Linked DNA regions of Homo sapiens: region 1 is linked to region 2. Evidence: read pairs that join two places in POLR2A ChIA-PET (ENCODE). Cell type or tissue: GM12878. All regions are shown on one strand.

Region 1 (8,000 bases), 120 kb before region 2:
CAGGGTCTGAAAACAAGGGTACTCCTGTCCCCCAAGTAGGCTTCCATTGCTCTACACAAGGGAGTAGGGTCGCTGGGAAAGTCTTGGACAGGTATAGAGAGCCTCTCTAGCATCCTTCCTGGGACAGGCTGCCCAGGTTGGGCCACAGGGAAAGTATTCGCATTTCTCCTTCCATTGCCAAGCGGCCAGCGTCCACCAGGGGAAGGTGTCCACCACCAACTGAAAGTGGTCTGTCCAAAGGTCCGAGCCTAATCCGGACATTACCTGCAGAACAAGCATCCCAGGGCACCTGGATGGGTAGGTGTTCCTGCCCAGGCTGCAGGTGTCCTCCGGGCCAGGCCAAGTCCAGGTCTAGAGCACTGCGGCCATCCTCCAGCAAGTTGAGGCTGCTGGGGTGCTGGGAGCCCACTGAATGTTAGGAGCCCATTATGTGGCTGGGAACAGAGAGATGGGCTTGGCTCAAGAGAGACCAGCAGGTCCAGGTCCCTTCCAGGGAGTCTCAAGGCAGGCAGGAGACCGACTTCTCACCCAATAGGAGCCCTGCCAGCACCCTCTGAACCCCATTCCCTCATTCATTCAACTGTTATTTATTCCCTGACTGCTGTGTACCAGGTGGAGGTGTGCTGGGTGCTGGGGGACGAATGATGAGCAAAGTCAGGGCACAGTCCTGGCACCTGCTGGCCATGCCATCATAACCAGATGAGCATTTCTCAGCTCCAGTACCGCCGACATTTTAAGCCAGATGTTCAGCATTCCTGGCCTCTACCCACTGCATGCCAGGAGCACCTGCCACTTATGACAACTAAACGTGTCTCCAGACATTGCCAAATGTCCCAGAGGATGGAAGTGTAAAGTTGGCCCCAGTTGCCTGGGAACCACTGGTCTAAGGAGAAGACCAAAAGAAAACACCCCACAGGGAAGGCCACACAGTACAAGCAGAGAATGAAACGGAAGCTCCCGTTTTTGCTGGGCAGGCACACAATCCCCTCAAAGGAGAACGTTATGAGCTGGGCCCAGAGCAGAAGGAGGGGCCTGCCATGCAGGGGTTTCATGTGAAGCCCAGTTGCCTGCACTGGCTCCCTGGGGCCTCTCCCAGCCCCAGCGTGGGCCATTTGGCAGGAATCACCATCCCCAGTTAACATGTTACAGGAATCCTAGCCAGGAAAGGGGAAGTGATTCTCAAGGTCACCTGGCCCTGAAGCTTGACCTTGGATCTGGTACTCCACTCTTCTCCCCTCTTTCTCTTTTCTCCCCGCTTTCATCCTCCCTCTCTGATGCTCCTCCTTTTCTCTCCTTTCTCCTTCTAACCCCCATATGTTCTGAGGGACTCAGGACTCAAGACGAAGCAATCCTGGTCATGACCTTGGGGAAACATTGAGAGGAGGGCCGAGTCCTCGCTTGGCACAGGGCCCGGCGCGTAGTAGGTATTCAGGCGGCGCTGACGTTCTCTGTGACACCCGCGTGCCCCACTGCCTGGCTCAGCAGGACGGGGAGCAGGTGGCTGGCTGTTTTAACAGGGTATTGTGTAACCTCCTGCCCTTGATTGGTGACATGAAGGAGAGAATCAGACGCATGCTGGAAACCCACTCGGAGGGGCGCAGACCAAATCCACAGCTTGGAGTCACCATCTCTTGGCAGGCGCCAGGCAGTTCAGCCTCTCCCAAGGAGACTGTAATTGAGAGCAGCACTAGGTTATCTGTGACTGCGCATCCAAAAAAAAAAAAAAGGCAAGAAAAATAAAAATTAAAAAAAATCTGAATTGCTTAGCATCTGAATTGCTTCCCGAAGACACAGAATTTAAACATGATTAATTTTTAGGCTTTTTTGTGAATAAGGGCTGATTAAATGTTTATATTTTCCATCATTTTGCTGAAAGCGTGACTACATTATGCCAGCAGAACTGCACTAACTAAATAATATTTCTGTTACTGTTATTACATTGATTCTGCAACATTGGGAAACAAGATCTCTGCTATCATTATATCAATCCAAATATGGCATTAAGATCAGTGTGCAGACAGAAAGGGCTCCCTCCTCCTTCTCCATATACCTGGATATTGGATTTTCAACACCTGAGGAGAGGAACCCAGGGCTGGGGAGGAGGTCGCCTTCCGGAAGACATTTCAGATGATGCATTTTCCGAAAGGAGGTCGACTCAGACCTCCCTGCTCCCATCCTCCTGTCTGAGAACCTGTGTCTCTCTTGCTTCCACTGACATCGACTCCAAAGGAAATAAAATTAATCACCCCTGCCTGGAAGTTATCCTGCCTGTGAGTTACACACCGGCTTACAAAGGGTGGCTGAAACGCCCCCCATCAGGCACCCTGTCTGCCTAGTCCCACAGCTGGCCAGATTTTGATGACAAAGGTGATGTTGCTATTGTCACCCTGATACCGCGTGCAAAAATGAGATGAAATATATTTTGACTGGTTTATAAAAAACAATCTGACATAAAGTAATATTCATCTTTGATGAATCCAATATTCTTAGGGAATGATATTAGGCGGTATCTATTATATCTTTCATTGTGCTCCCATCTGCCCTTTTCAGGAGCTAAATTATGTGCATTAGTACGTAAATGGGCTAATGCCTTTCTGTATTTAGAGGACTGCACGCCGTGAATATATTCTCTGCTTCAAGAAGTAATTGGTAATTACAATGGTCATTTAGGCAATCACTGTCTCTGCTAGATTCATGTCATTCTTAAAAATAACTAGCTCTTAACCTTTGACAGAATTCTACAGAAACTGTTCATCATCGCCCACGCTTTGATTAATTTCACACATACACAAACCTGTATCAATAAAAGTGATGGTTTTACATTTGTTAACCACAGCAATTTGCCTCACTCATCAAAACAGCTTAATATCAGGTAACAGTGTGCTCCAAATCTCATTAGTTTCATTTTATAAACAGTTTTATAGTACCTTACTTGGAGGAAAAAACAGTGCATTCGAGCTGTTCTCCCCATTCAAACCATCTCTAAACCAAAGGCGCTGCGGTATTTATGGGGGTCTTTTTTTTTTAATTGGGGGGGAGGCGTAAAATAAATGAAACTTAAGAAAGATGACAGATGTTACAAAATGCAAGTTTCTCATTATTTACTTACTGTTCACCCTAAATTACCCAAGCCGCCCATTATCTGTTGTATTTGCATGTGGGCTCTACGGTTCAGAGGAACTGAGAGGAGAAGGAAGGAGAGTTAAAATGTCAGGCAGATGATGAAAAAGCCCAGCTTAGGGAAACTCCCCGGACATCCCGCAGCTCCTTCAGCCCCCGTCGTCTGCAGCAGCTCTGAGACCTGTAGACTTCACCTTTAAGGGCATGCCCTCCCAATTTAGCACCCCTTTTTATTTATGTAAAAGCTTCAACAAATAAGTGGTCGTAGGAATGCCAACAGCATGCTGTCGTTATTTGGATTTAAAGCTGCAAGGCAGACCTTCCCGGGCAAAGGGAATTAAAGAGCATACTCCATGCCTGCAAAGATAATCGAGTCCTGTCTATCGAAGGCGGGCCTCGCTTTTCCAGTTAATATAATTATATGGAATTACAGAGCCACTTGCATTATTGAGGTAAAATTAGACTTTATCGTCAGCATCACCCAAATCCCTGCCTTTTTTGAGGTTAGATGCTTGTCTGTGAAACAGGATGCATAGAGGCTTCCAGGCTAAAGTACATCCGTCAGAGATGAGGCTGATTGCTGCCCCACATGAAGGCTCTGCAGAGTCCTGTCTCAGGGCTTGGGCTGGGGTGGGTGAGCAGAGATGTGCCAGCCTGCAGGCCTCAGGGACTTCAGGGCTGGGGATGCTTATGGGGGAGGCAGGAAAGACAGGATCCCATTGAGGGGAGATGCAGGCAGCATGAGAGGGGGCAGGACTTACTGTGGCCACCCCAGACCTTCTGAGGAGGTGCCTCTGGAGGTGAGAGTTCTACCTCACCCCCAGCCTTTACTGGGTTCCCAGAACCTTCTCCTCTTGCTCTATCCACCTGCCAAGTCTGAGTGTGCTAAAGGCCAGTCCCAGCTCCCAGGTTCTCCAGATTCAGACCCTGATGCTGCGTGCTCTGCAAAGAACATGTCCATCATCTCAGCAGTCCCCTCTGGCCTTCCCCAGCCCACCCGGGGATAGCCCAGGCCACCTAGGGCAGACCACAGCCAGAGGCCCCACCAAGCAGGACAGAGTCTGAGGCCGATCAGCAATGGACTGGGATTTGGGGATCAAGGCAGAGTTGCTGGGAGAATGCCTGGCAGGCACTGGAAGGATGCTTGCAGGAACATTTCTCTTCCCTCTGTAAGGTGGAAGCGTTAGCTGGGGGCATGTACCAGGGCTGAAGTAAATCCCTGGCGAGCACAGACAGACCTGTACAAACAGACCTGTACAAGGAGGGCTTGTGCTGTGTTCCTGCTCTGTCCTCAGTGCCGTGACAGGGCCTGGCACCTAGCACACTCTCCTTTCGTGTGGCCTGAAGGAATGAATGGGCTGCCAGAGTAGCAGCCGCAGTAATGATTCCAGTGATAATAATGAGGGTGTTGGCGATGATGACACGCCCTGAGCACTAACCATGTACCTGACACTGTGCAAACATATTTCAGCCCTTTTTCATAGCACTTCTGTAAAATGAATATCATTTTTTGTTTTTTTGTTTGTTTGTTTTTTGTTTTTGAGAAGGAGTCTTGCTCTGTCACCCAGGCTGGAGTGCAGTGGCACAATCTTGGCTCACTGCAACCTCCGCCTCCCAGGTTCAAGCGATTCTCCTGCCTCAGCCACCTGAGAAGCTGGGACTACAGGTGGCTGCCACCACGCCCAGCTAATTTTTTTGTATTTTTAGTAGAGACGAGGTTTCACTGTGTTGGCCAGGCTGGTCTCAAACTCCTGACCTCAAGTGATCCACCCACGTCGGCCTCCCAAGCAAATATCATTTTTATGTCCACTTGACGGATGAGAAATTTGAGATTCCAGGCCCTGAATACTGGCTCAGCTGCTTCTCAGCCATGCTATTTAACCACTCTGGAAGTAAATGTATTCGTCTGTCAAATGGGCATATAAAGGAACCTGCCTGGTGAGGTTTGTAAATGAGATAACCCACATGACTTGCTTAGGACAGTGCCTGGCTCATGGGAAACAAGAACAGAGGCAGCTATTATGACTGTGATCATTATTCTATTACCACCCTCCTATCCCACGTGCCCATTGCAAGAGCCACACTTTCACAAATCCCTGAGCCAAAGCCCACTGGGATCCCACACTCAGGGACAGCTGCATCACAGATGAGACTCAATGAAGAATGAAAACGTGGGACCCCTTGTTCAAAAAGCAAGGGAGAAATGCCATTAAAGCCACTGAAATAAGTATTTTCCTAGCTGGGTCCAGTGGCTCACACTGGTAATCCCACCACTTTGGGAGGCCAAGGCTGGAGGATCGCTTGAGCCCAGGAGTTCGAGACTAGCCTGGGCAACATAGCAAGACCGCATCTCTACAAAAAATACAAAAATTAGCTGGGCATGGCTGCACATTTCCTGTGGTCCCAGCTACATGGGAGGCTGAAGTGGGAGGATCACTTGAGCCCAGGAATTTGAGGCTGCAGTGAGCTGTGATCACGCTACTGCACCCTAGCCTGGGTGACAGGGCGAGACCCTGTCTCTAAAAAATAAAAACTAAAGAATTCTCCTGCCTTCTGCTCTTTCTCTGGGCTTGTCATGGTGTTTTTAAATTGCTACTTAGTATCACTCTGAGGGGAAAGAGAGCTTTCACCTGGAAGGTTCCATCTCTGCAGGGGCATTGAGAAACTGGGGACATGTGTTCAGAGAAGCTGCTCCTGTCCCCACGCGGGCATGCTGACCACTGTAGGACACCCTCTCTGAGGAAGCCCAGAGATAGGGGATGGGCCAGAGCTGTGAGTCCTGCTGCTTGGCTGGGCTGGGCCAGGAGCAGGTGACGAGGCCAGCAGAGAGCAACCTCTGCTTCAGGGAGCTTGGCCGAGAAGTAGCTGGTTTTTTTGAATCCCTGGATTGGAAAAACGCTAATAACTTTCTCTTTCTTTTTTTGATACATAAAAGGCAAAGAATACGGTCTGATTCTCTCCTGTCTTCTGACAGGTATATGATAATGGGATGATTTTGTGCCTACAAAGGTCAGAGATAAAAATTCACAACTCTCTCCACACGTATATTCAGCAAGAATATAAAGATTGAAAGAAAAACAAATGCCTGCCATGGTGGGGCTTCTCCACTTTCCCCTCCCGGCCTCCCTGCCTGCCCATGTGCACACGTGTGTGCATGTGGTAGATCATGACTTGAATTTCAGCCGGAGGAGAATGAGGATGACTCAGAGCCAGTGCTCTCAACACCGCCCACTCCCCAACCCAAGTCACAAAATTGCCAAAAATGATAAAGTATAAATTAGGTCAGATGGGTTGCAAAATGGCAGGAACTGGGATTTTCACCATGGAAACTACTGGGTGCAGAATGCCACCCTCCCGGGGCTGGCAAAGCATCTGAGCTCTCCTGAGATGTGGAGGGGCAGGGACCCCGGGGAGGAGCAGGGACAGGGAGGGGCGCCATAACCACTTCCCTCCTCAGCACCCCGTGTCCTCCTGCATAGCAGGGGTATACAGTGTAGCCCTTTTCAAAGCCCTGCCACGCTTTCTTTCATCTGAACTCCAGAAACCACCTCAAGGTGGACGTTATTCTCATTGCACAGAGGACAAACCTGGTATTCAGAGAGGATGGGAGACATGCAGAAGGTCACACAGTGACAGCCCATGTCGCTCCGAGCCAGGGCTGGGTTACACCTAGAGAGCTGTGGAAACGGGGAGCAGGAAAGAATGGGCCTGGCACCATAGGGGCGAGGCTGACCTTGGGAGGCCAACAGGATCACAGTGAGCCTCTGCCCTAATCTGACCCCTGCAATCAGGTGCTCACTGGGCTCACAGTCACAGCCTCCTCCTTCCACTCCTCCTGATCCGACTTGGAATTCTCATTTTCCGATTATGTCCTAACCCCGGACGAGCCAGCAGTGACAGGCGATCGATCACAGCAATAGTGATGGTGGCACTGACACTTACTAGACACGCATCCTGGGCCAGTCCCTGTGCAAGGCACGTTGCCTGCTTCATTTTATCCATTTCTCACACCCATTTTACAGACGAGGGCTCTGAGACCAGACACAGGACCCACACGTCAAGGTGGCACAGCTAGCGCGTGTGGGGCAGGGCCTTGGGACTCCTTTCAAATGCAGAGCCAGCTCTGCGCCCATTTCTCTAGGTGGGGGCCCAAGCAACGCCTCCAACCACACGGTGGGAAAACTGAGGTGGCTGAGAGGCAGGCCTGGAAAGCAGATGGTCCTGGATTGGGGTCCTGCCACTCCTTCTCCCACCTGAGACCTCAGACTGGAGACGTTCTTAGCCTCAGTTTCTAAATCTGGATGACAGAGGTGAAATGAGACCTACCTACAGGTGGTGGGCAGGGAGAGGAGGGTAGTGGGAGGAGTAAAGGCCCTGGACGGCCTCAGAGGTTGTCATAACGAGTTCCCTGTGTGTATTGGCTCCAAGTGAGCTGGTTATTATGAAGGGAGGTAGAGAAAGGAAAAGCCCAGAACAGCATCGGTGAGCCTTGTTGTGCTCTGACCAAGCCCTCCCCCTCCAGGAAGCCTTCCCTGACCCCTTCTGGCCCCACATTCTCTCCATTCTGACCCGCATTTCTGGTGACGTCATGCCTGCCAGCATTTTGCAACTGTGTGTCCCCTTCCACCCAGTGGGGAGCTTCTTAGGGGACTGTGGATGACAAAGCTGGCACGCAGCACAGGCACTTATCACTTTGTGATTTCTAAGCCCACATGTATCTTAAATACAGAACAAACATTTGCCCACAAATTGGCCACCCTTACTTGGGGTTCCACATGACCCCAAGATCATTTTCTGCCATGCTTCCCTCTCTCCTACCTCAATCCCTCCAGCACAGGGATCCCTGCAAGGACATGTGGAAGAGGTGCCAACAAACCTTA
Region 2 (8,000 bases):
CTGATATGCTAAGTAGAGAAAACGGAATCATAAAAAATGCTCAATTAAAATCAAAAGGGGTATTTAACAGGCAAGGGATCGATAAGAGAAAAGAAACAAACAAAAAAACCCAAACAGCAGAAAAAGAGTGGAAGACAAAAACAGGAAAAAGAACAAGGGCAACAAATATAAAAACAGTAAAAATATGGTAGATGTCAATCCAACGATATCAATAATCATTTTAAATGCCAATGGTTTAAAAGTACCAATTAAAAGACAAATAAATTGTCAGAATGAACCAAAAAATAAGACCCAACTATACACTGTCTACAAAAACCTTAAAGACACATATAAATTGAAAGTAAATGGATGGAGAAAGATATACCATGCTAACATTAATCAAAAGAAAGTGAGAGTCATTATATTCACTTCAGATAGAGCAGACTTCAGATTAAGGAAAGTTATCAGGAAAAAAAAGGAGCATTCTACAGTTACATAGGGGTCAATTTTCCAAGAAGACATAGCAATCCTTAATGTGTATGCATCTAAAAACAGAGCATCAAACTACATAAGAAAAAACTGACAGAACTGGAAGGAGAAACAGATGAATTCACTATTATACCTAGAAACTTCAGTACCCATCTATCAGAAATGGGCAGATCCAGCAGTCAAAAGATCAGTTAAGGACACAGCTGAACTCATTAACACCATTTACTAACTTGATATAATGGTTATCTACAGACTACTTCATTCAATAACAGCAGAATACATAATTTTTTCCAAGCTAATATGGAACATTAACCAAGACAAATCACACTTGGGGTCATAAAACACACCTTAACAAATTTAAAATAGCAATTATACAGTGTCTGCTCTCACATCACAATTGAATTAAACTAGAAATCAATAACAAATATAGCTGGAAAATCTCCCAAATACTTGGAGATTAAACAACACACTTCTAAGTAACACATGGATCAAAGAAAGTCTCAAAAGAAATTTTAAAATATTTTGAACAAAAATAAAAAATACAACTTATCAAAATTTGTGGGATGCAGTGAAAACAGTGCTTAAAGGAAAATTTTTAACACTGAATGCATATATCAGAAAAGAGAGATCTAAAATTAATCATCTAAGCCTTCACCTTATAAGAATAGAAAAAGGAGAGGAAATTAATTCCAAAGTAAGGAGAAGAATAAAAATTTAAAGCAGAAATCAATGAAATTGAAAACATAAAATCAGTAGAGAAAATCAACCAAACCAAAAGCTGGTTCTTAGATAAATAAAATCAGTAAGACAAGCTAACTAAGAAAAAAGAGAGAGGACACAAATTGCTGATTTCAGAAATAAAAAAAGAGAATGTCATTACAGATCCCAGGGAGATTAAAAGGATAACCAAGAAATACTATGAACACGTCTATGCACACAAATATGGTACTCCTAGAAAAAATGGACCAATTCCTTGAAGAGCACAATCTACCAAAACTCACACGAGAAGAAACAGACAATCGGAATAAGACTATCTCTATTAAATAATTAATAACTTTCCAAAACACAAAGCGCAGGCCCAGACAGATACACTTATGAATTCTATGAAACATTTAAGGAAAAAAAAAAAATACACCAATTCTCTCCTATCTCTTTCAGATGATAGAAGCACAGGGAGTACTCCCTACTTCTATGAGTTCAGCATTACCATATGAAAATCAGGCAAAGACATTACAAGAAACTACAGACAAATATTGCTAATAAACACAGATGCAAAACTCAAGAAAATATTATTAAACTGAATCCAAAAATGTATGCAAAGGATTATATTATACACCATGACCAAGTGAGATTTATTCTAGGTATGCAAGGGTGGTTCAACATTTGAAAATCAATGTAATCTATCACATCAACAAGGTAAAGAAGAAAAAAATCACATGATCACATCAATAGATGAAGAAAAAGCATTTGGCAAAATCCAACACCTGCTAATAATAAAAACTCACAGTAAACTAGGAATAGGGTGAAGTTCCTCAATTTAATTTTTAAAAATCTACAAAAACCCACGCTAACATCATACTTAATGGTGAGAAACTTGAAGCCTTCCCACTAATCAGGAACAAGGCAAGGATATCCCCTCTCACCACTCCTTTTCAACTTCATATTGCAAGTCCTTGATAATACAGAAAAAGAGATAAAAGGTATACACATTTGGAAGGAGGAAGCCAAACTGTCTTTGTACATAGATGACAGTCATCTTTGTAGAAAACTGGAAAGAATCAACCAAAAAAGAAAACCTCCTGAAACTTATAAGTGATTATAGCAAGGTTACAATGGTCAATCACTTCCCTATACACCAGCAGTGAACAAGTGGAATTTGAAATTATAAACACAATACCATCTACAGTAGCACCCTCAAAATGAAATACTTAGGTTTAAATCTAATAAGTTATGTACAAGACTTATATACAAAACTCTGACAAATGAAATCAAAGAACTAAATCAATGGAGAGGTACTCCATGTTCATGGACAGGAAGATTCAACTGTCAAGATATCAGTTCTTTCCAACTTGATCTATAGATTCAATGCAATCCCATTCATAATCCCAGCAAATTATTTTGTAGATACCAATAAACTGATTCTAAAGTTTACATGGAGAGGTAAAAGACCCAGAATACCCAACACAATATGGGAGGAGAACAAAGTTAACTGACATTTTCAGACTTCAAGACTTACTACAAAGCTACAGCAATCGAGACAGTATGGTATTGATAAGAGAGAAACAGGTCAATGAAATGAAACAGACAGCTCAGAAACAGAGCTACATAAATACAGTCAACTGATCTTTGGCAAAGGAGGAACGGCAATGGAATGGAGCAGAAAGTCTGCAACAAATAGTGCTGGAGCAACCTGACATCATATGCAAAACAAATCTAGACACAGACCATACACCCTTCACAAAAACTAACTCAAAACTGGTCACAGACCTAAATATAAAATGCAAAACTACAAAACTCTAGAATATAGGAGAAAAATCTAGATGACTTTGGATTTAGCAATGGCCTTTTAGATATGACAGCAAAGGCATGATTCATGAAAGAATAAACTGATAAGCTGGACTTCATTAAAATTTCTGCTGTGTGAAAGACACTGTCAAGAGAATATAAAGACAAACCACAGACTGGGAGAAAATATTTGCAAAAGGCATTTCTGACAAAGGATTGTTATCTGAAATACACAAATAAGTATTAAATTGAACACAATAAGAAAACAACCTGACTAAAAAAGGGGCCAAAGTCCTTAACAGACACCTCACCAGAAGACACACAGATGGCAAATAAGCATCTGAAAAGATGATCCATATCATGTTTTATCAGGTAAATGCTAATTAAAATGACAATGAGTTACCACTACACACCTATTAGAATAGCCAAAATCCAGAACAGTGACACCACCAAATATTGGCTAGAATGTGGAGCAACAGGAACTTTCATTCATTGCTGGTGGGAATGCAAAATAGTACAGCTAGATTGGAAGACGGTTTGGCAGTTTCTTACAAAACATAGTCTTACCATATGATCTGTCAATCATACCACTTGGTATTTACCCAAAGAAGCTGAAAACGTATGTCCACACAAAAAGCCACACACTGATGTTTATAGCAGTTTTACTTGTACTTGCCAAAACTTGAAAGCAACCAAGATGTCCTTCAGTAGGTGAATGGATGAACTGCGGTACATCCCGACAATGGAATATTATTTTCAGATCTATCAAACCATGAAAAGACATTATGGAAACTCAAAGGAGAACGAAGCCAATCTTAAAAAGCTAAACATTATGTGATTCCGACTACATGACATCCCAGAGAAAGCAAAACTATGGAGACAATTTTAAAAATCAGTGATTACCAGGTATTGGGGCATAGGGACGGATGAATAGGCACAGCACAGAGGATTTTTAGGGCAGTGAGACTACTCAGCAACTATAATGGTGGATATGTGTTCTTATATATTTATCCAAAGCAACTGAATGTCCACCAAGAGTGAATTCTAATACAAACTATCAACTTCGGGTGATGATGTGGCAATGGATATTCAACTACTGTGGCAATGGATATTCAACTATTGTAACAAATGTATCACTCTGGTGGGGATGTTGATGATAGGGGAGGCTATGCAGGTGTGGGAGCATGGGATATATGGAAAATCTCTGTACCTTCTGCTCAGTACTGCTGTGAATCTAAAATTGCTCTTAAAAAACAGACTTTTAAAAAAATTAGACAAAATTATCAAAAACAACTACTTTTCACCTCTGAGTATTGACCAAAACATAGGACAAATGGAGAAGTGTTTATTCAAGAAAACTACTGAAAGTTGGGTAAAAATGATGACAGTATGTGGCATTGTGACCACTCTCCCTCACCCCAGCTCCTTCAGACAATAGTTCTAACAGGGTGGGACAGCTTGTAAAACCAGAAGCATTTATACTGTAGGGAGCTGACTCAATCTGAAACAACGTGGAAAAACCCAACGCCCAGGGGCTTTGTTAAATATAGCAATTTCAGTGCCAAACATAGGAGAGGTCCACATACATCATAGATGACCTGAAGCTGAAATACTATAGCTGGGCCAAAAAAGAGATCAGAAGAAAAAAATTTTCTGCCTGGAGATTTAACAGAAACAATCAGGAAGTGAGACAATCATAGTCCTTGATAAGCTTACATTTTGAAAGGTAATGGGCATATTAGGGTATGAACATGCTGAGAGACCAGAGAAGGCTCTAACTATATACATACCCCCAGGGAAGACTCGTAAACTGCATAAATTTTCAGTGTGTTCCTCAAACAAAACAGAGACTTTGACAAAGGATGAAAGTCTTACCAAAACAAGATGCCTAAGTACAATCTCTGACCAGTCACCAGCTGATCACTAAGATATATTGATCCAAGGTGACCCATAAGTAGTCAAACATAACTGAGGAGAGACATCAGAGGCCACACGCTGTAGAGAAAAACTCATTATTAATCTTGGCCAAGTCATAAAACAAACAAAAAAAGGGACAATAACCCCTGGCAGGAGAGTATCAGAAATAAATGCTGTTACAATGTATTATTTAAAATGTCCAGTTTTAAACAGGAAAGTATGGCTTATCTAGTATAAAAAAAAAAATACTCAGTATAAACAGAAGCTATTTCCAAGGGTTCCCAAATGTTGGACTTAACAGACAGACTTCAAAGCAGCCAATAAAAATACATCTTCAAAGAACAAAAGAAAACCGTGTTTAATCAAAGCATGAAAACAATGACTAATCAGAGAACACTTAATAAAGAGATCAACATTTTTTAAAAAATGGAAATTCTGGAGTTGAAAAGTAACTAAAGTGAAAGCTTCATTAGAGGGACAACAGCAAACTTGAATGCAGAAGGAAGAATCAGTGAACTCAAAGATAAATCAATACAAATTACACAATCTGAAGAACAGAAGTGAGAATGAAAAATGAACCAAGTAGGAAATCTGTGGGTTACAATCAATACCAACATATGCATAATGGGAATCCCAGAAGAAAAGAATAGTGAGGGCCATACAAGTTTTGACATCTTTTGAAGAGTCATAGAAGTTTTTAATGTCTGAAAACATTCCAAATTTAGTAAGAAGTATAAATCTGTATATCCAAGTATCTCAATAAAATCCAAGTAGAATAAACATTAAAATATCCACACCGATACACATCAAAATCTTGAAAGCAGCAAGAGAAAAATGGACTTATCATGCACAGGGGAACCCCAGTAAAATTAGCAGCTGACTTCTCAAAAGAAACAATGAAGGCCAGAATTAAGTGGTATAACATACTCTACTGTCAAACAAGAATTCTAAATCCAGTAAAACTATCCTTCAAAAAAGAGGACAAAAATAAAGATCTTCCCAGATAGACAAAGAGAATTTGTTGCCACCAAAATTTTTTTTACAAGATATGCTAAAGCAAGTACTTCAGGCTGAAAGGAAACACCACCAGATGGTAACTTGAATCCACATAAAAAATTAAAGTACCAGTAAAAGTAATTATGTAGGCAAATGTAAAAAATAGAAAAAATACTCTTTTTAAGTTTTCTTCTCTTACTTAAAAGATAATTGCATGGAAAAATAATGAACCCATATAGTTATAAATAATAAACCTGTACTGTTATAAAATATATTACAATAATAGGACAAAGGAAAAAGAGACTAGAGCTATGCTGAAGCAAAGTCTGCCAGAATTAAGTTAGTATTATTCTGACGCAGGTTATAATGTTACAATGCATCCTATAAACTCTAGAGCAACCACTATAAAATAACTCATAAAAAAGAGTAAAGCTCTCTTCTACTATGTGAGGACACAGGAGGCCATCTGCAGCCCAGGAAGAGAGCCCTCGGCAGGAACCAAATCAGCTGCTAACCTTGACTTCCCAGTTTCCACAAATGTAAGAAATAAATTTGTGGGTTTAAAAAAAAAAAAAGTACAGTTTCTTTTTGTAAAGGAATTCAAAGTTTATACTAAAAGATTTATTTAACATACACAAAAAAAGGTAACCAAGGAGGAACAGAGGAACAAAAAAGACATGACATATAAAAAATGACTAACAAAATGGCATGAGCTATTGATATGTAAATGAGCCATATCAACAATTACATGAATTAACACACATTTCAATAAAAAGACAGGCTGGCAAAATAGACTTTTTAAAAACAAAATTCAACCACATGCTGCCCACAAGATACAAATGCTAAAAAGGATGAAAAAAGAGATACCACATAAGCATAACCATAACCAAGGTGGAGTGGTCATAATCATATCAGACAAAACTGACATAGGCTTTAAAATTAAAATGTTACTAGAGAAAAAAGGGACATTTTGTAATAATAAAAGCTTCAATTAATCAGAAGATATGACAATGACAAACATATATGTACCTAACAACAGAGAAAAAAATGCATGAAACAAAAACTAACAGAACTTGAAAGGTAGGACTATTTAACAATAATAGTGTAAGGCCTCAGTATCCCACTCTCAATAACGGATAGCACAAGTAGACAAAAAATCAGCAAGAATACAGAAGACAACAATAACAATGACCTTGACATGACATCAACAGAACACTCCATAAAACAACAGAATACGTATTCTTTTGAAGCACACACAGGAGAACATATGCTACCCATTTTTAAAAAGTCCTAATGAATTTTTAAAAACTAAAGACATAATAAATGTTTTCTCCAGACACAACACAATTAAAGCAGGAACCAACAGAAAGAAACTTGAGAAACCCACTAATATTTGGAAATTAAACAATACATATTACAGTAACCCATGAGTCAAAAAAGACATCTCAAGAGAAATTAGAAAATATTTTTAACTACAGAAAAATTAAAACAAATCAAATGTCACTGGATGCAGCTAAGGGTTAGTGCCTAGAGGTCAATTTATATCTTTAAACACCTACATTAGAAGACAGTAGTCTCAAATCAATAGATTAACACCTTTAAAAACTATAAAAGGCAAGGAAGAAGAAAGGAAATAATAAAGATTAAAGTAAAAGTCACTGGAATAGAAAACTAGAGGAAAATCAACAAAATCAAAAAGTTTCTCTGAAAAGGTCAATAAAACTGACAGACCTATAGTTAGAATTACAAAAAATATAGGACAAAAATTAGCAAAATCAGAAGGAAATCACAGGCCAGGCACGGTGCCTCACACATGCAATACCAGCACTTTGGGAGGCCAAGGCAGGAGGATCACTTGAGCCTAGGAGTTTGAAACCAGCCTGGACAACATAGTGAGACCCTGTCTCTACAAAAAAAGTAAAATAAAAAGGAAATTGCTGCCAACTTAAGAAATTAAATGGATTATAAAGGAATACTTTGGACAACTTTATGATGACAAATGCAATAATTTACATGAAATGGACAAATTCCTACAAAGAGTCAAATTATCAAATGGACTCAAGAAGAAATATAAAACTTAAATAGACTTAAAATAAGAACTTTAATAGCAATTA

Evidence for each region. Peaks named below come from ENCODE experiments on the same cell type or tissue, not always from the same donor. Only the 100,000 strongest peaks of a DNase experiment are listed, where the experiment ranks them.
Region 1: POLR2A ChIA-PET joins it to region 2 with 10 read pairs; 1 of 35 experiments calls an interaction of 5 or more read pairs at or near these places.

What each region holds. Positions count from the first base shown.
Region 1 is chr19:30,149,182-30,157,181 of GRCh38, reverse strand. No RefSeq gene overlaps it. Among named protein-coding and RNA genes, the nearest start is that of URI1, 210 kb to the right of the region's middle. RefSeq lists an enhancer at 1-81. In GM12878, no CTCF peak of the experiment used is centred here; a DNase peak (open chromatin) is centred at 3,191; H3K4me3 peaks cover 759 bases.
Region 2 is chr19:30,026,880-30,034,879 of GRCh38, reverse strand. No RefSeq gene overlaps it. Among named protein-coding and RNA genes, the nearest start is that of URI1, 89 kb to the right of the region's middle. RefSeq lists enhancers at 3,963-4,462, 4,528-4,577. In GM12878, no CTCF peak of the experiment used is centred here; a DNase peak (open chromatin) is centred at 4,479; H3K4me3 peaks cover 379 bases; H3K27ac peaks cover 1,591 bases.